Regions from separate parts of the Mus musculus genome. Here region 2 is linked to region 1. The links are chromatin loops, found by intact Hi-C in ENCODE. Cell type or tissue: heart. All regions are shown on one strand.

The links. A loop is a pair of places that touch in the nucleus more often than their neighbours do. Peaks named below come from ENCODE experiments on the same cell type or tissue, not always from the same donor. Only the 100,000 strongest peaks of a DNase experiment are listed, where the experiment ranks them.
Region 2: a loop joins it to region 1, with 2.4 times the contacts of the local background. A loop is called at or near these places in 5 of 42 quality-filtered maps.

The regions. Positions count from the first base shown.
Region 1 is chr12:100,720,270-100,728,269 of GRCm38, reverse strand. It overlaps Rps6ka5 (ribosomal protein S6 kinase, polypeptide 5), which reads left to right and starts at 3,150. Exons shown (of 17, transcript NM_001330702.1): 1 at 3,150-3,489. The coding sequence starts at 3,390. In heart, CTCF peaks have their summits at 3,301 and 3,502 (motif pointing left); a DNase peak (open chromatin) is centred at 3,069; H3K4me3 peaks cover 2,137 bases; H3K27ac peaks cover 1,756 bases.
Region 2 is chr12:100,921,432-100,929,431 of GRCm38, reverse strand. Ccdc88c (coiled-coil domain containing 88C) reads left to right here. Exons shown (of 30, transcript NM_026681.5): 25 at 367-605; 26 at 6,064-6,252; 27 at 7,837-7,905. Among named protein-coding and RNA genes, the nearest start is that of A630072L19Rik, 13 kb to the left of the region's middle. In heart, a CTCF peak has its summit at 3,008 (motif pointing right); no DNase peak of the experiment used is centred here; H3K27me3 peaks cover 1,540 bases.

The sequences.
Region 1 (8,000 bases):
TATTTATTATATGTAAGTACATTGTAGCTGTCTTCAGATACCTCAGAATAGTGTAGCCTCCCCCAGCCTGAAGCTGTACAGACCTTGTCAACACTGAGGTGGGGCCACCTGCAGTGCTGCTTTCGGACTTGGCTGGCTTCTTTTGAAGTGACAATTGCCCTGAGATTCTGCTACCTGCTGAGAGGCTGAACATGTCTTCCGGAGAGGTTCTTGAGGTAGCTGACTACCTGTGAAATTGGCGACTTACTGCTAATGGCTCTGCTCTGGCGGACTAGTGCTAACAACTTGGCAACAAAACAGCGCAGACTGCTAATAAACACTGAGCCTTGAACAGGGAATCATCTTGGCTCCATTATTTCTCTCGACCGGCTAGTTTCTCTCTTTCAGCTCCAGCCTGCTTCCCCGGTGTACGGTACCGGGTCCTTGTAAGCCTCGGGCCAGCTTGCTACAGAATAGGACATCAGATCTCATTTAGGATGTTTGTGAGCCACCATGTGGTTGCTGGGATTTGAACTCAGGACCTTCGGAAGAGCAATCAGTGCTCTTCACGGCTGATCCATCTCTCCAGCCCCTTCAGGTACTTTGGTACAAAAATCTGCCAACTATGGAGACTACCAAATATAGACCACTTTCTACTTTTTAAAGGCCCATGAGCTAAGGATGGGTTTTGCATATTTCAATGTTTGAAAAGATATTAAAACAATAATATATTATGGCATGTGAAATTCAAATTCCAATATCCATTAAGACATCTTAGGGGAACACAGCCATTTGTTATTGTCTTTCTGTTTTCTATTGACCACTTTCCAGAAAAATTGAGTAGTTATAAATGAGAGTCTACGGCTCACACAGCCTTGGATTTGCTATCTGTCCTCTAACAGGAAGATAGTTTGCCCATTCTTCATCTAATCCATGTGCAATTTAGAAGATCATTTTTGCATTGTTTATGCTCGTCTTTTCTTTTCTCATTATCACCTACTTCCGCTACAGAAATTAAGCTGTCAGTGCTACACTTGCAATACATTCTTTCCCAGTGAGTCCTCTCTTCCCGTCAGCCTCATGGGATTCGACAAGTTATAAGAGAGTGACTTTGCTGTTCTAACTAGTGTAGGGGACTTCATTACTAAATAACTTCTGTGCCTCAGTGTAACATTTACGATCCCTCATTGTCTTAAGGACACGGTTCATCTTCATTCTCAGTTTGCCCGGATTTGGAACCACCTGGGAGACACACCTGTGGGTGTCTCTTTAATGGCATCTCCAGGGAGGCTTAACAGGGAAGATCCACCCTAGCTGTGCTGGGTGTCCTGGATTTAATAGAAAGGAGACTGCTGAGTACCACAGTTTAGCGCTGTCTGCTTCTGACCACAGACACAACTTGACCAAGTGGTCTCCTGTTCCTCCATCTTCCCGCCTCCATGATACACTCTATCCTTAAAATGTAAGTCACTCCCCGACCCTGCCCAGGTCTTTCTTTTTTCTCTTTTGAGTGTTTTTAAGAAAAGGTTTCTCTGTGTAGCCCTGACTATCCTAGAACTCGATATGTAGACAAGGCTGGCTTTGAATTCACAGAGATCTGCCTGCCTCTGCCTCCTGAGTGCTGGGATTAAAGGTCAGTGCCACCACACCTGTTCTTTCTTTAGAATGCTTCTGTCAGGTGTTTTTGTTTTGTTTTGGGTTTTTTTGTTTTGGTTTTTTTTTTTGTTTGTTTGTTTTGTTTTTTTGTTTTTTTTTTTCCAAGAAGGAAAATAAAGATACACTCATCTTTCCTATACAGCTGTTTCCCTTACACTTCATTTAGCCTACCTGTTACTTAGGTCACCAGCATTTGATCTCCTCTAGACCTAGGCTCACAGCTTACCTCTGTGTGAAATGTCTCCAGTTTTGTCTTACTTGCCCTTTAAATTGGCTATCCAGATTTTCTCCTTGCCCTAAAAGCCTTGAGAATAATCGTTGCCATCTGTGCCATTCTCTAATGCTTAATACTGGTTCACAGTTTTGTTTAAATTCTTTATAGTTTCCTGTGCCTGTATACAAGTTGCCCATCTCTCGAGTTCCGTTAATAGCTTTTCAGGAGCAGAAATTGAATCTTATTTTATGATTCACCACACTCTTTGAGTTTCTTAAACATGAAAAATTGGGATGAGGATGTAGTTTAACTGGTAGACTGCTCGCCTAGCATTCATAAAGCTGGAGAGTTCAATCTCCCGCATGTCATAAGCAAGGCATGGTGGCACATACTGCGAATTCCAGCACTGGGAGGTGGTGCTAGACGTACCAGGGGGTCAAGGCTAGGCTGAGCTACACTCCCCACCTCCACAAGTTATTATTTCAGATTTCTCATCCGGAGCCAGAACCTTGACTTTTTGTGTATAGGAGCTACCTGTATTTAATTTTTAAACGTAATTTAGTTTTGCCTTGTGTGAGCGATACATGCCCTTAATTAAAGCTTGTGTGGAGGTCGGAGGTCAACATGTTAGTTCTTTTTCATTATATGGGAACTGCACTGTGGTTGTCCACGTCTGGCCGCAAGCACTTTTACCCACGGAACCATCTTGCCGGCTCCTACCTGTATTTAAACACAAAATTCATTTAATTTATTTAGTGCTACAGAGAATAGTATCATTCGAAGACATGCCATCTTCCAGACAGTCACACATTTGTGGGCCGTTCCCTAGGACCCTCAGACGCGCGCGAGCGCAAACACGTGGGTGACAAGTGCTTCCCTCCAGGACCCTCCTTTGTCCACTGTGATTGGCGGACCAAGCGGTCCAATCGTCTTTCCCCGCCTCTTTCCGCAGTAGCCAATCAGAGGTCCGGAGCGCCTCCTGACTACTAGATACTGTTTACTAACAGATCGAAGCTGGGAATAAGGGGTGTGACCATTCTGGGGAGGTCAGGAGAGGGAAGGCCTGCCTGCGCGTGCGCACCAAAGCGAGTAGGTGGGGCATTCCGTGGGTCTTGCCAATCGGAGCGTTCGCGCTCCTCCCTCTCCTGCCTCCCCGCCAAGCAACAACAATTCGAGCAGCGGGGCGGGGCGGCTCCTGAAACGTCAGGACTAGCCGCCCAATGGGAACGGGCGCTGGCAGACGCGCGCGCGCTGCGCCCAATAGCGCTGGTGGCTCAGGGCTGTCTCCTGGGCTGGCTGTGGGAGGAGCGGCCTGGAGGAGGAGGTGGAGGCGCAGGGCGCGGGGTTGTGCCGTACTAGCGGTGCCCGCTGAGGGGAGGAGGCGGAGGAGCTGCACGGCCAGAGCGGGAAAGAGACTCGCCTCAGTGTCGGAGTTGTGGCGCTGCGGCAGCTCGGCTCCTGGAGCTGTGGAGAGACGGGGCGTCTGCTGTCCCATCAGGTTCCCCTAAGAGCGACCCGCGCGATCGGAAAGAGGGTGAAGATGGAGGGGGAGGGCGGCGGCAGCGGCGGCGCGGGCACCAGCGGGGACAGCGGCGACGGCGGCGAGCAGCTCCTTACTGTCAAGCACGAGCTGCGGACCGGTGAGCGACCCCGCCCTCTGCTGGCCGGGCCAGCCGCGGAGGCGCGCCTGAGAGCCGGCATGGGTGCGCGCACAGGCCAAAAGGGGCGCGGGCTGGGGGGGACGGGCCCGGGGCGGGGCTTCGCGGGCGGGGAATAGTCCGGGGGTCCTGGGAGGCTCTGGGCACGGAGAGGAAAGTTTGCTCCTGCTGGGCCCCCAGTTTCCGACCCAGCCTGGGAAGATGCCTTTATGCCCCCTTTCCTGCATAGGTGACATATCTGTCACTACACGCTGTCTCGAGGGAAAGGTACTCTTTCCCTCAAGAGGTGAGCTGTGTGGAGCTGTGTGTGATGGAGCTTGAAGCTTGAACTCACTTTACCCTGCACCTCTGCCTGGGATGGTTCAGGTGTGAGGGGAGTGTGTGTGTTTGTGTGTGTATGTATGTCTGTACCATCCCTAAGGGACAGCGATCCTGCGAGAGGGGTATTGGTTCTCGGTTAGTCTCTGGTGAAGGAAAAAGGCTTCGTGGTCCTCTGGAATTAAGTCCTTTCTCTCAGAGTTATCGTGAAGTACTATACTCTCTGAAATTTGCCAGGTCTTTTGGCAAGCAGCCTCTATAAATGTAAAGTTTTGGGTGAAAGGCTTCACTAGGCGACTTAAGTGCTTGCATCCCCTGTGCTGGAGATCAGTAAAGCTCCGTGTGCTAAGCTTTTTACTTTTGCTTTTTCATTGTGTAATTCCGGGGTTTGTTTTGGAAAATTCTTATCTGGACCAATTGGTAAAGTTTGGGTCTCCCCAGCCCCATGGAGTCAGGTCTCCCCTTACACTATCATTTCTGCATGGAGAATGTGTTAGAGTGGATCGATAGTTATTAGTGTCAGTGGTTTTAAGATTTTTGACACTTAAGTCTTTGGCACATTATATTAAGTAGACACAAATGGCAAATGGCAGGTTTCAGGTAGAAAGCGGGTCCACCTTGCTGCTGTTTGGAACAGATTGAAACAGATGGATAAAGTTAACTACAACCCACAATTCTTGATTGCCCATTAGTATCTTTGGTGCCAGTCTTATGACTTAGTATAAGATGTAAATTCATGCCTTCTCATTTATCAGTATAAGCACTGCAGTTTTGATGGTTCTGACTCTATAATGTATCCTGACCCAGTTATTCCATAGTATTTTTGAATTCCTCACATAAACAGTGTAGATTCCCTTGGTTGAGATCTTCACTCCAAATGTTATCAAAAAGTGATGTTTTCAACGGGATTTTAAGCCATTTTTCTCAGTATACATGTATGTAGTGTTAATGCCCAGTTTACACCAGGAGCAGTGTCACATTTTCTAGAGTAAGGATTTTGGTCCACCTCCCCCCCATCTTACATAATGATTCCTTGCTGTAAGTGTGTGGAATCATACAGTACAACAAATGCTGCTTGAAGTCTTCTATGCTCAGCCATTGATCATGATACAGCAAGCAGTCTTTTGCTCAAAGACCAAGGGGCAACCTACTTGTTAGTAGTCAGCCAACTGCTCAGTTTCTGGATTTTGCAAACAATGCTAACTCTGTAGAAAACAATGAGCGCTGTTTTATTTCCCTTTGTCAACTAACTGTGTGTGAATCATCAAGTTTGCATTTAGAAATTCTTCTGATGGATGACGAGACTGCACTGAACTCACTAGTAATGTAGTAAAAAGGACAGGAACGGCCATTTAAATGTATTGCTAAGCACGTGGACAACTGATCAGATGTAATGGTCAAAAACACTGTTAAAATATAACTTGAAAGAGTAACTCCTCCGTCACCAGCCAGCTGGGCTCCTCTTAGCACATGTTGCTCTGATAGGAGCTAGAGCAGTGTGGTAGCTGGTGGCTATATTGAATACCATAGGACAAATGATAATTGAATTAGAAACCCAGTATAAGGGCGTGGAAATGGCTCCATTATGGAGACTGAATAGTATGGCATACCCGGACATGGAGTTGGAAGACGTGATGATGAATACTAGCTCTGCCACTTAGCTGGGTGTATAGACTTGGGAAATCACTGCATTCTTTCAGGCTTACTCCTTTCATCTGTAAAATGTGGACATTGAATGAGACACTACTGGAAAAATGTTAATCAGGTTACTTGGCACATAGTAGGAAATATTTATTGAATGAAAATTTAAAAAATAATTCCACAATCAGATCTTATTGTAAAACATACGAATTAATCTAGTGTAGCTGGGAAACGAACTAAGTCATTGGGTGGTTAGCATTATCATATGTGTCTTTGCCTTCTCAAGCAGAGTGTAAACTCCTTGTAATCTGTGTTGCTATTGAATAGCTTGTATTTATCTTGCCCATCACAACACACAGTAGTACAATAATTCATTTGCCTGGGGTTGAAAAGATGGCTCTTTGGGATAGAGTACTTGCCATGTAGTGTGAAGTCCTGAGTTTGAATCCTTTGGGCCTACACAGAAGCTGGTTTAGTAGTGTGTATCTGTCATCCCAGTGCTTGTATGGCACCGTGAGAGCTGGAAAAGACAGAAGAGTCTCTGGAAGCTTGTACGTCAGCTAGCTTGGTACACACAGTGCTGAAGAACAAAAGAGCCCTGTCTTAAACAAAATGGAAGGTAAGGATGGATGTGGTGGCATGTGTGTGCTCATACACTCATACATGCACCCCAGACATCCATGTCCCCAAACACACAGTCTGTCTGTGTCAGGTAGTAAGTAAGGCCCTTGAGGGCAGAGACTTTTTTTGTCTATTTGTAGCCTGTGGCGTGTGGTAGATGTTCAGATATTTGTTGAGTGAATTCAGTTTTGGATGAAAAATAAGGGCAAGGTTTGCAGATGTCAGGTCTTGATAAATTGATGGCAGCGGCTATAAAAGCTGAAGAGTACAGAATTCAAGATTAAGCAAATCAATTAAACATAAATTCTTGAGTATTTTCTGTTTTCTGGTATTGAAGATACCAAAGAAAATATTCTGTGTCCAACTGTAAAGGAAGAGACCATATAAACTAATAATCAGGATATATTATTTCTTAAGTATAATAATATAAATAAAATGTATAAATGCAACAAAAGAAAGATTAAAGCCATTAGCCTTTAAATAGTCAGATGTAACTTTGTTGAACACTAGTGGAAAAATGGAAATTATTTTACCCACTCGTTTATTCAACAAATATTTTGTCACCTCTTATATACTGAGTGCTGTCTTACATGCTGTGGTTAATAACGTGGCTTCTCCACTGGGAAGGCTGAGGAATCACTAGCACCAGACACTCGCATTGCCGCTCCTGTGTCTTAAATCTCTCCTAGTCCATATGCCAAGTTTTTTTCACTGCTGTCCAGGTTCCTCCCAGGAGGTAGAAAATGGACAGGATTAAAGTTCTACAGACACCATCCTTTTGTCAGTTTCAGTTAAATTCTGAGAGAATTTATTGACTTTATTGGCTTAGTTTTGATCAGGTGTCTGCTTTTGGCTCATTCAGTTAACATTAGGTGATAGAATTGTTTCCTACTAACATGCCAACAACTACAGCAAAACCATGGGTAAACATAATCTAAACCCTTTAGAAGATGAAGGGTTGCTGGGGGGATAATTCATTTGATTCCATCTTTGGGAGTCTGCCTAACATTAAGGAGAGGGTTGCAGAAGGTTACTGTATTGTAACAATGGAAACTCTAATGGCTTTTAGAACGTGACTTCTGTTTGTTAGGGTTGTGTGAGTTGCTTAGTTGGTGGTTCTGACTCAGACCCTCAAGAGCGGGAATTCTCAGTAGGCCCTGCCCCTAGGCAAAGAACTAGGAAACTGATGATTGCCCAGGGAGGGGGAATCAGTATTCCCCAGGGATGAGCCTCCTTATCCAATACAAGTGGTTAGCCCTAAAATCATTTACATATGAACAACACTAAATGGACTCAGCACGTTGCCTTTATAGCTTTATTTGTATATATGCAGCAATAGTTGTTAGAGAAAAAGGGGTCTCAAATTTGAGAGGGAGCAAGGAAGAGGTATGGGGAAGGTGGAGAGGGAAAAGATGCAAACACAGCATACATATGTGAGTTTATGTAATCATGTAAAATTATGAAATGCCATTTTAAAAATAAAATTAAAGCTTCCCTAATAATTAAGGTGTTAGCCAGAGCCACAGCTGAACTTACCTGGGGCTGCTTGCTCCCTCATTTACTTGGCAGGCTGTGTCAGTTCCTTTCTCTGTGGATCTTTCTGTAAAGGTACTTGAGTGTTGGAAGGACACAGGAGTGGGCTTCTTCCCAAACAAGTGATCCAAGAGAGCAAGGTGGAAGCTACATGTTGCTTTTGTTAAATAGCTTTGTCTAAGGTGTACAGTTTACATATGATACAATCCTCTTTAAGTATACAACAAATTGTAGCATAGTTACAGAGACAAAACCATTGCTGTAATCTGACTTTAAAATATTTTTTCAACCTATAAAGAAACTTTATGCCCATTTACATTAGTCATCCTGCATTCCCACTATCTAGTTGCTAGCCAGCCACTAATCTATTTTCTGTCTAT
Region 2 (8,000 bases), 200 kb before region 1:
TTTCATGGGAAAAATAAATGAATAGCTAGTTATTACAGCCTCATTTTTACACATCCAGATGTGTAAGGGTACTATGGAGGTGCTCTTCCGGGACACCAGCATGGTTCCTGATACCACATACTTCTGCTACTGCTTAGCTGCACCAAAGAGTCTGGCTCTTCAATTCCAGGTCTCAGGTGTTCAGATAAGACCGTGATAGTGTTCATGAACATAGTCCTCTTTTATTGAGGGTACTGGGATGGAACCTGGGGCCTTGTGAATTCTAGGCAAGAGCCCTGTCACCAAGCTATACCTCCAGCTCAGTGCCATGGCTTGCCTCTCTGAGCATGGGTTGTAACTTCTAAAAAAATTTTTTTTTCTAATTAGGAAGAACCACTGGATTGGAGCCAAAGCCCTAGTCAAACTTATCAAGCCAAAGAAAGAAGGTTCCAGAGAACGGTTAAAATCCACCACAGATAGCCCCCCCTGGCAGCTGGAGCCCTCAGACCCTGCCTCGCCATCTCCCTCTCAGGCTCTCAGATCGCAGACGGAGAACCCCGACAACCCCCCATCGGGTCCAAACTGTGTGGAAGAACGAGACACCCACAACGGGCCTGTGGGGAAAGGTAGGTGCAGCTGCCAGACGGGTCAGGGTAAGGATAGAGGCTCTGAAAGTTCCATTCACTGATGGGGTATGCCGTGCCTCTGTGGGGATGTGGCACTCTATGTGTCCATGTGAGCATGCCCTCCTACTCGGGCATGCCCACAAGCCCATCTCAGCTATGGCCATGTTACCTAGAGTACTTGGGAAACACCATTCATTACGTGGGCTGGTTGGTTATTCGAATGTCCAAGGTTGAAGCTTGGTCAGGCAGCCTAGGGGCGCACAGGAACTGATGTGTTGGGGCTCCCTCGGGTGTGGCAGACATTATGATTCGCTCTTTTTTTGTACAGTGATCCCTGGGGCATTAACCACATCTTTCACACACCCGCCCACTTTCGCTTTCGGGAAGTCCTGAGTGGCTGTCTCTTTCCACCATTTCAAAGGCATCTTGGCTTGTCCTCCACACAGATCTGTCCTTGAGGCCTGTAGCCTCAGGAAGGACACTGGGGATAGATGATTGGAGCTGGCCGGGGACTCTGAAGTTAGAGCAGGAACACTAGTCAAGCTTGCTGTAGTTCATTGATGAGTGGCACTGCCGCTGGTAAATGGCAGATGGCGGCGGCCTTTCACCTCCGAGGGTTTCATCACATTCCTGCGCTGTAAAAAAATCTCATCTAAAAGATACATTGTTGGGGCTGGAGAGCTGGCTTGGCAGTTAGGAGCACCTGGCTGCTCTTGCAGAAGATAGGGTTTTGATTCCCAGCACCCAGATGGCAGCTCACATCTGTAACTCCAGCGTCAGGAATCCCATGCCTCTTTTTGTCCTCCTCAGGCACTGCGTGCACATGGTGGACTTAGACAGATCCAGGCAAGCAGTCATGCACATAAGATAAAGATCTCAGACTAACAGACTCCCCTGCCCCTGCCCTGCCCCTGCCCCTGCCCCTGCCCCTGCCCCTGCCCCTGCCCCTGCCCCTGCCCCTGCCCCTGCCCCTGCCCCTGCCCCTGCCTCCTGAGTGCTGGGATTAATGGCATGTGCGCCACCATGTCTGGCTCTTTTTTAAAATAAGACATTGTTGTGCACACGTGCAAAAAGAAGAGCTTGGTGAGGTAGCTCGGGTACAGCACAGTCACTGCTTGTACCATCTCTGCCAGGTCTGTAACAACTGAACATTTCTAAAGCTGCGTTCAGATTTACCATCTGGTATGGTATCAGAAATGACTGTCATAGAACCTGAAATACAATTTACCTGAAGCCCTAAAAAGCTTACTGACTTACTGGGAGGTGGGTTATTTATGCCAGATCTTCACCCGCGTAGCTTAAGCATTTATCTATTATTATAGAACTTTCTGAATGTACGTCAGGGAGTCCAGTGCTCTTGGGGTGACGGGATGTTGAGTAACAGGTGCCCTCTGTGTGGGTGAGGTCACATTCACCACTACAGGTGGTGACGTCGTCAGCTCTGAGGACGCACGCACCCGTCAGTTACATCTCTGTTGTGGGGTCGGGAGAAGGTGAAAGGTGTGTCAGCGCTGAGGCAGCAGTGAACTGTGACATTTGAGACAGGATCTCCAATGATGAGGTGCTGTAGGTCTGTCTTATCTGAACTCACTGCATAACCCAGACAGACCATGAGCTAGTGACAATCCTCCTGCCTCCGTCCTGGGACTACAGGTGAGAGCAGCCACACCCAGACCTTAACTGCCTCTAGACATTACCTTAACATTTCTTACAACCAGAGAGGGCCTGTTACCTCTGGCTTCCATACTGGCAATATTTTAATGTTTCCCACTTAAGACTGTATTGTTCTTACAGTTAACTGAATTTGCTATGTTCAGTTTAACTGAGTTAAGAAAACTTTCAAAAGCTCTGATACGGTGGCACATTCCTTTAGTCCCAGCACTCTGGCGGCAGATCTCTGAATTGGAGGCCAACCTAGTAGTCTACAGAGGGAGTTCCAGGACAGCCAGAGATACACAGAGAAACCCCACCTTGAGGGGTGGGGGTGCAGTGACAGCAAGAAAGAAAACTTAGGAGGAGTGTCTACCTGGTGCAGACTGCCACTGGGGGCTGAGTACCCTTTGAAATACTTTACAAGCCTTGTGTCCCTTCTAATCCATAACAACCCATGAAGTGGGCATCAATCACTGCTGTCCATTTTTTATTATTTATTTAGTTTTTAGAAGGTGGTCTTGTGAAGGGAACTCCGGTAGTATTTCTTTGAACACCAAGAAAGTAAAACTGATACAGTAATAGAGATCCAAGCCCAGGTGTCTCAGCCTCAGGCTCCTAAGAGGGCACTCCCTTCAGTGAAAGCAGCTTGGGTCCCTGCACATTCCACATAGTCAGGCTGTGGAGTTTTGTTTAATGCCTCCCTCAGCCGTGGTCAGTATCTAGAACCCTTATTCTGTAATGTGGGATGTGACCACTAGGTGGTGGTATAGCAAAAGACATAGAAAGTCTGGTCTCTAATCCTAAACCAGAAATCTGTTGGCTCACTTGATAAATACTACTACTGAAAGGTATGTTCAGAAGCTTAGATGAGTCGTCTGCTTTGTGGGGTCTCTGCTTTAAAGGCCAAGGAAGGGTGGGGGCGGGGAGGGGGGGTCCGAAGGGAAATAATTCTTCCAGGTCTTAGGAGGTTGGGGTATGAAAAAGACATTATAGTGTTTTTAAATACATCTAGCCAAGGAGGTGATTTTAGAATTACAGACTGTTGGTAGGTGTTTCGGGTAGACTGTATCCTGACAGCGGGCCAGCCTGTCATTAGGTGTGTCCGGTGTCCTGGAGTGGGAACGGCAGCTGTATGTGAGCTGAGTGAGTAGTCAGGGAGCCTGTCATTAAAATGGCTGAGTAAGAGATGCTGGCTGCAGCCTTAATGAGCATTCTTATTCAATAATTTAACACACTGAAATTGAAAAATCCTCCAAACCAGTGGCTCCTGGGGCATTGTGCAGCTCTCCTGTTGTGCTTCGTGAGTAATGGTTGGCACCAGGGCGCCACTAAATTAAATTGAGTCAGCGCCTAAATGGTTCTGGCCTGGGTATCAGGCGTAGGTTGGCCAGGATTCCGCTTCCCTAAATACGTTTTGCTGACTTAGACTCATTTGTAATTATTGTTCATTTCATTTGTGTTTTTTTTTCTTCCTCTTTTCTCTCTCTCTCTTTTTCCTTCCTGTCACAATGATAACAATTTAGCATTCCAGCGCAAAAAGAGTCCTTTTTTGAGAAGCAAAAGCAAGGACAAAGACAAGTCTCCATTGGTCCATCCAGCTCTCTCTAAACGCCTGCGGTTCTGGTCTTCCTCTGACATCCCATCCTCCCCTAACGAGTCTGCCTCTTTCTCAGACATTGGGGATTTCTGATCCCCTCCTTTACCATGTGTCTACATCATGTGTCCCTCCTTCATTTCAAAATTCAACCAACAACCAAAAGAAGTTAGTCCCTAAAGGCCACTCGGTCCCTAGCGGACCCCTGTCCCTCCCCCAGTTCCAAAGTAGCCACCGTGGATTCTGATTGCAAACTAGAAGATGACCTGTCATGTTTCCTGGACTGGTGCTTCGGCACAGCACAGTAGTAGGGGACCCCCGGGATGTACGTGCAGTAACTTGTCCTTGGGCCAGGAGATTCATGCTAAGTAAGTGACGTGACCTCATGCTCCGCCCCCTCCCGCATCTGCAAGCTTCTCTCGTGCCCTTGTGCAAAGCGGAAGTGGCCAGTTGTCGCTATGCTTCCTAAAATGCCCACCGGCGGGTGAGCCACCTTTCTAAAGATTTACTTGTAAGCAGCTGAACCTTGTCCCCTCTCTTTGTCAGAGCAGAGTCACTGGCTTCTGCCCCCGAGCCCGCAGTTCTGTGTTCTGAAGGATTCACTGCTCTGTTGGAACATTTTGAGTAATTGAACCGATTTTGCCAGACTGAAGTTTTATGACTGTGCTGCAATTCTCTGGCATCTCGGATGGTGAAATCCAAGCCACAGTGGACAGAAAGCATATCAGGACATGAGCCACACCCAGAGCAGGGGAAGATGGTGACCAGAGAGGTCACCCCACTGTCATGTCCCCATCTTGAGCCATTCTTACACCCCAGGTCTGATTTGGGCCATAGCCCCCTGTCTCCTATGTGCAGTTTTTACATATTCTCCCTTATTGCCAGTGCCAATGCACTCAGATGGAATACAAGTGTCACCTTAGAAATCAGGTGGCCATAGTAAACCTGCACCTGTGACAGTGTTAAGGTCATCATTGCCACTGACTTCAGCTTGTGACCCTGTCTTTAAGAACTCCAAGCCATCAAAGCTCCCGGTCCCAGAGTCTGTCCTCCCCGCATGCTGTTAGAATCGTGCTTGTCTCTGTCTGGTGCTCCTGCTGTCTGCCCGCCTCACCTCCCCCTGGACCTTCATTTCCGCCTAACACAGGAAGGCCTGTCACTCATTTCCACTTAACACAGGAAGGCCTGTCAGTCACTGTTCAGTCTGCCAGACTTGTTTCTTGCTTCTCATAAGGCTGTCCTCCAGAATCCACATCCCCCTCCCGTTCACATCTAAGATCTGGGCTTTGAAAGCCAACAGAGATGAGCCGTGAAGTTGAAGGGCTGAGGAGTCCGGTTTATGCAAGCGCAACCTCCACCTGCCTCCTGGTCTTTGGGCGTAAGGCATAGGCAGTGTACAGAAGGCCTGGCCGGCTGTTAGAAGTGCTCCCGTGTTTTTGTTTTGTTTTTGCTTTTGTTTATTTGGGGTTATTTTGTTCTGAGGTACTGGGGATCAAACTAAGGGTCTTAACACATGGCATGCAAGCACTCTCCCACCTCAGCTGCGTCCTCGGCCCTTCCTGCTCCATCATATCTCTTATCTGGAGATCCCAGACTCAATCCTATTTGATTTTCTCTTTATTTGTGTAGGGGATACTTTTTAAAAATATTATTTAATTTCAACAGATATATATGTTTATAGCAGAAAATTAACGCTGCTTAAAAGCGTACGATGAGAGGTGAAGACCCCCACGAAGAGATTATAGTTACTCCCCCCCCCCCCAAAGAAACTCTTGTAAGCTTGGCAGTGAACTTTTTTGACACCCCGAGAACTCCATTTGTCAGGGTCCTCAGAACCTCAGTGGTGGGTGTGGAGAAGAAGGCATCTGCAGATACTTATTCGAGCTGTTGAGACAGGACTTGGAGCTATGTACGGGCCGCAGAAAGTGTGCCCTACAGCAGACATTTGAACCATCCAACCTTTTTTTTTTTTTCTTTTTTTTTTTATCCTCTTGAGTTCTATTTCTTCCTGCCAGTTCTGATGCTAACCATGTGGTCCACGCTGGAGCCTGAGCTAGCCCTGTGGTGCCCTCCTTCCAGCTGCAGCTGGAAACCCACCCAGCTTGTGTCTCTGTGGTCTGTGTGCCCTGCTGCACCTGCTTTGGGCCTCATTGTGCTTGCCCAGCCTTGGCACGGGTTTACAACCTCATTTCTCAATGTCTTCTGCCCCAGGCCCAGGGGATCTAAAACCAAAACGAGGGTCCCCGCGTGGAGGCAGTGTTGACCGCACAGACACCTCCACTGACCCAGCTGTGAAGTCCTGGCCCTCGGAGCCTGGCTCCCGGACCTTTTCAACCTCAGCCACCACAGCAGCCCTTTCCAGCTCCACTCCTATCCCCAAGCACCTAGGCCGCACCAAAGGTGAGTACGGCCCCTCTAAAGGGTGAGCTACGGGCCTGGGGCCTGCCTAAAGACCAGACATAATATGAACAGAGAGAGAAGCTGATGAAGAAAGATTTCTGAGTCATACTTTGGTGTAAGCCTTGTCTCTGCAGCCAGCCAAGTGATTTTGGCCAAATAATTCAGCCATCAGTAGGCCTAAGAACCAGGAGGAAAACCTCAGAATCCACCAGCAGCAGAGGCAGCAGCATTCAGGCATTGGCAGTACCAGGGCTGAGCTAAGAATACCAGGCAGTTCTCTGGAGTCAGGAGGTATTTTCTCTAAAAATGATGAATGAGAGAGTCTCTAACCCAGAAGTCTAGTGACAGAAGCAAGGGCGTACATCATCAGGGAAGGATGTGCTGTGTCCTGGCGCTTCGGAGGCTGTATGTGTTCACACCTCAGATGCAACATCTAGTTGTCTTTGAGTCTAATTATGTGAAGGAAGCCCTAGCCAGCTGACTTGGTCAGATGTTGCCATAGAAAGCCTATAGAAGCTCAAGGATTCTGTCAACAACCAAGAAGAACCTGCAACCCCAAGCAGAGAACAAACAAACAAATAAATAAATGAAATTTAAAACAATGCAAAAGTCACTGACCTAAAGTGGGGTGTCAGGAAGAATTGCTAAGAGGATGTTGAAATGCCTAGCAGTGATGCAAAAGGTTACTGTGTTCCTGAAACAAGAGCAGGATGGCATGGAGGGAGCCCGAGCTAGTGAACACGGGGAGGAAGGAATGCTAAACTGCTGTAACTAACCGAAGAGAGTGAAAATACAAGAAGAAGAAAAAAAAAAAAAGACAAAAACCCAAACCAGCTGAGTATGACTGCCTCTGCGGGGCTAGAGCTACACACTCAGCCCTGGGACGCTCGGGCACACACAGCCTTTATGCCGTAATTAGAGAGTTGAAGCGACACACAGGGTTCCTAAACTCTGGGACCCTCACGGTCTGGACACCTGCTGCCAGTGGGTAGGTAACTGATTTAAATATCTTTTCAGAGGGGACCCTACATTCAGTGCTCAAGCTTGGAGAGGCCCCATGATGGTTGGCAGGAAGGTTCCCTGACTAATGTCCTGTTGGGAGCTGAGGGCACAAGGCTTGCTCATCCTTCCACCTTGGGTGGTGCATCCCAGTTTGCCTCCTTCCTCTTTTCTCCTGTCGTCCGATGGCATTGTGTCCCTAAAAATGGATTGTTTCCACACCCTCTGCTTTTGGCTTCCTGGCCTTTGGGGTTGGAAGGGTTCCTGGGGCACTAGGACATCTGCTCCCTTCCCTGGTCCTCAGATCGAAGCATACATGCATCTTCCACCCCTTCGTTCGCAGGCACAGAGTGTGAGTTAAAGTTAAATGGAATCGGTCCAGTGTGTTAGCCCGTCTCCTCTTTCCATCTAGATAGATGAGTTAGAGGCACTCTGCGTACCGTGTCCCTCCCCCTAAGAACTGGACCTTGCTGTGGTTCTGGGCTGAACAAAGGCATGCGTTGGTCACACAGCCAGGGGCCAGGGTCTTCCCTGCGGGTTTTAGGCATTCTAAACCCCAGCGTATTAACTTTATTCTCATCTTAGGTTGTAATTCAGATGACAATCTCTGTGAGCCATCCTCGGAGCCCGACGGCCCCTACCACAGGCAGCAGGGTGAGTGGCCGGCGTGGTATTACTTTTCTTGTCAGTAGCACTTGGAGTTTAAGCTAAGCAGACTGGAAGTCAAGAAATCTAGCACACAGAGAGAT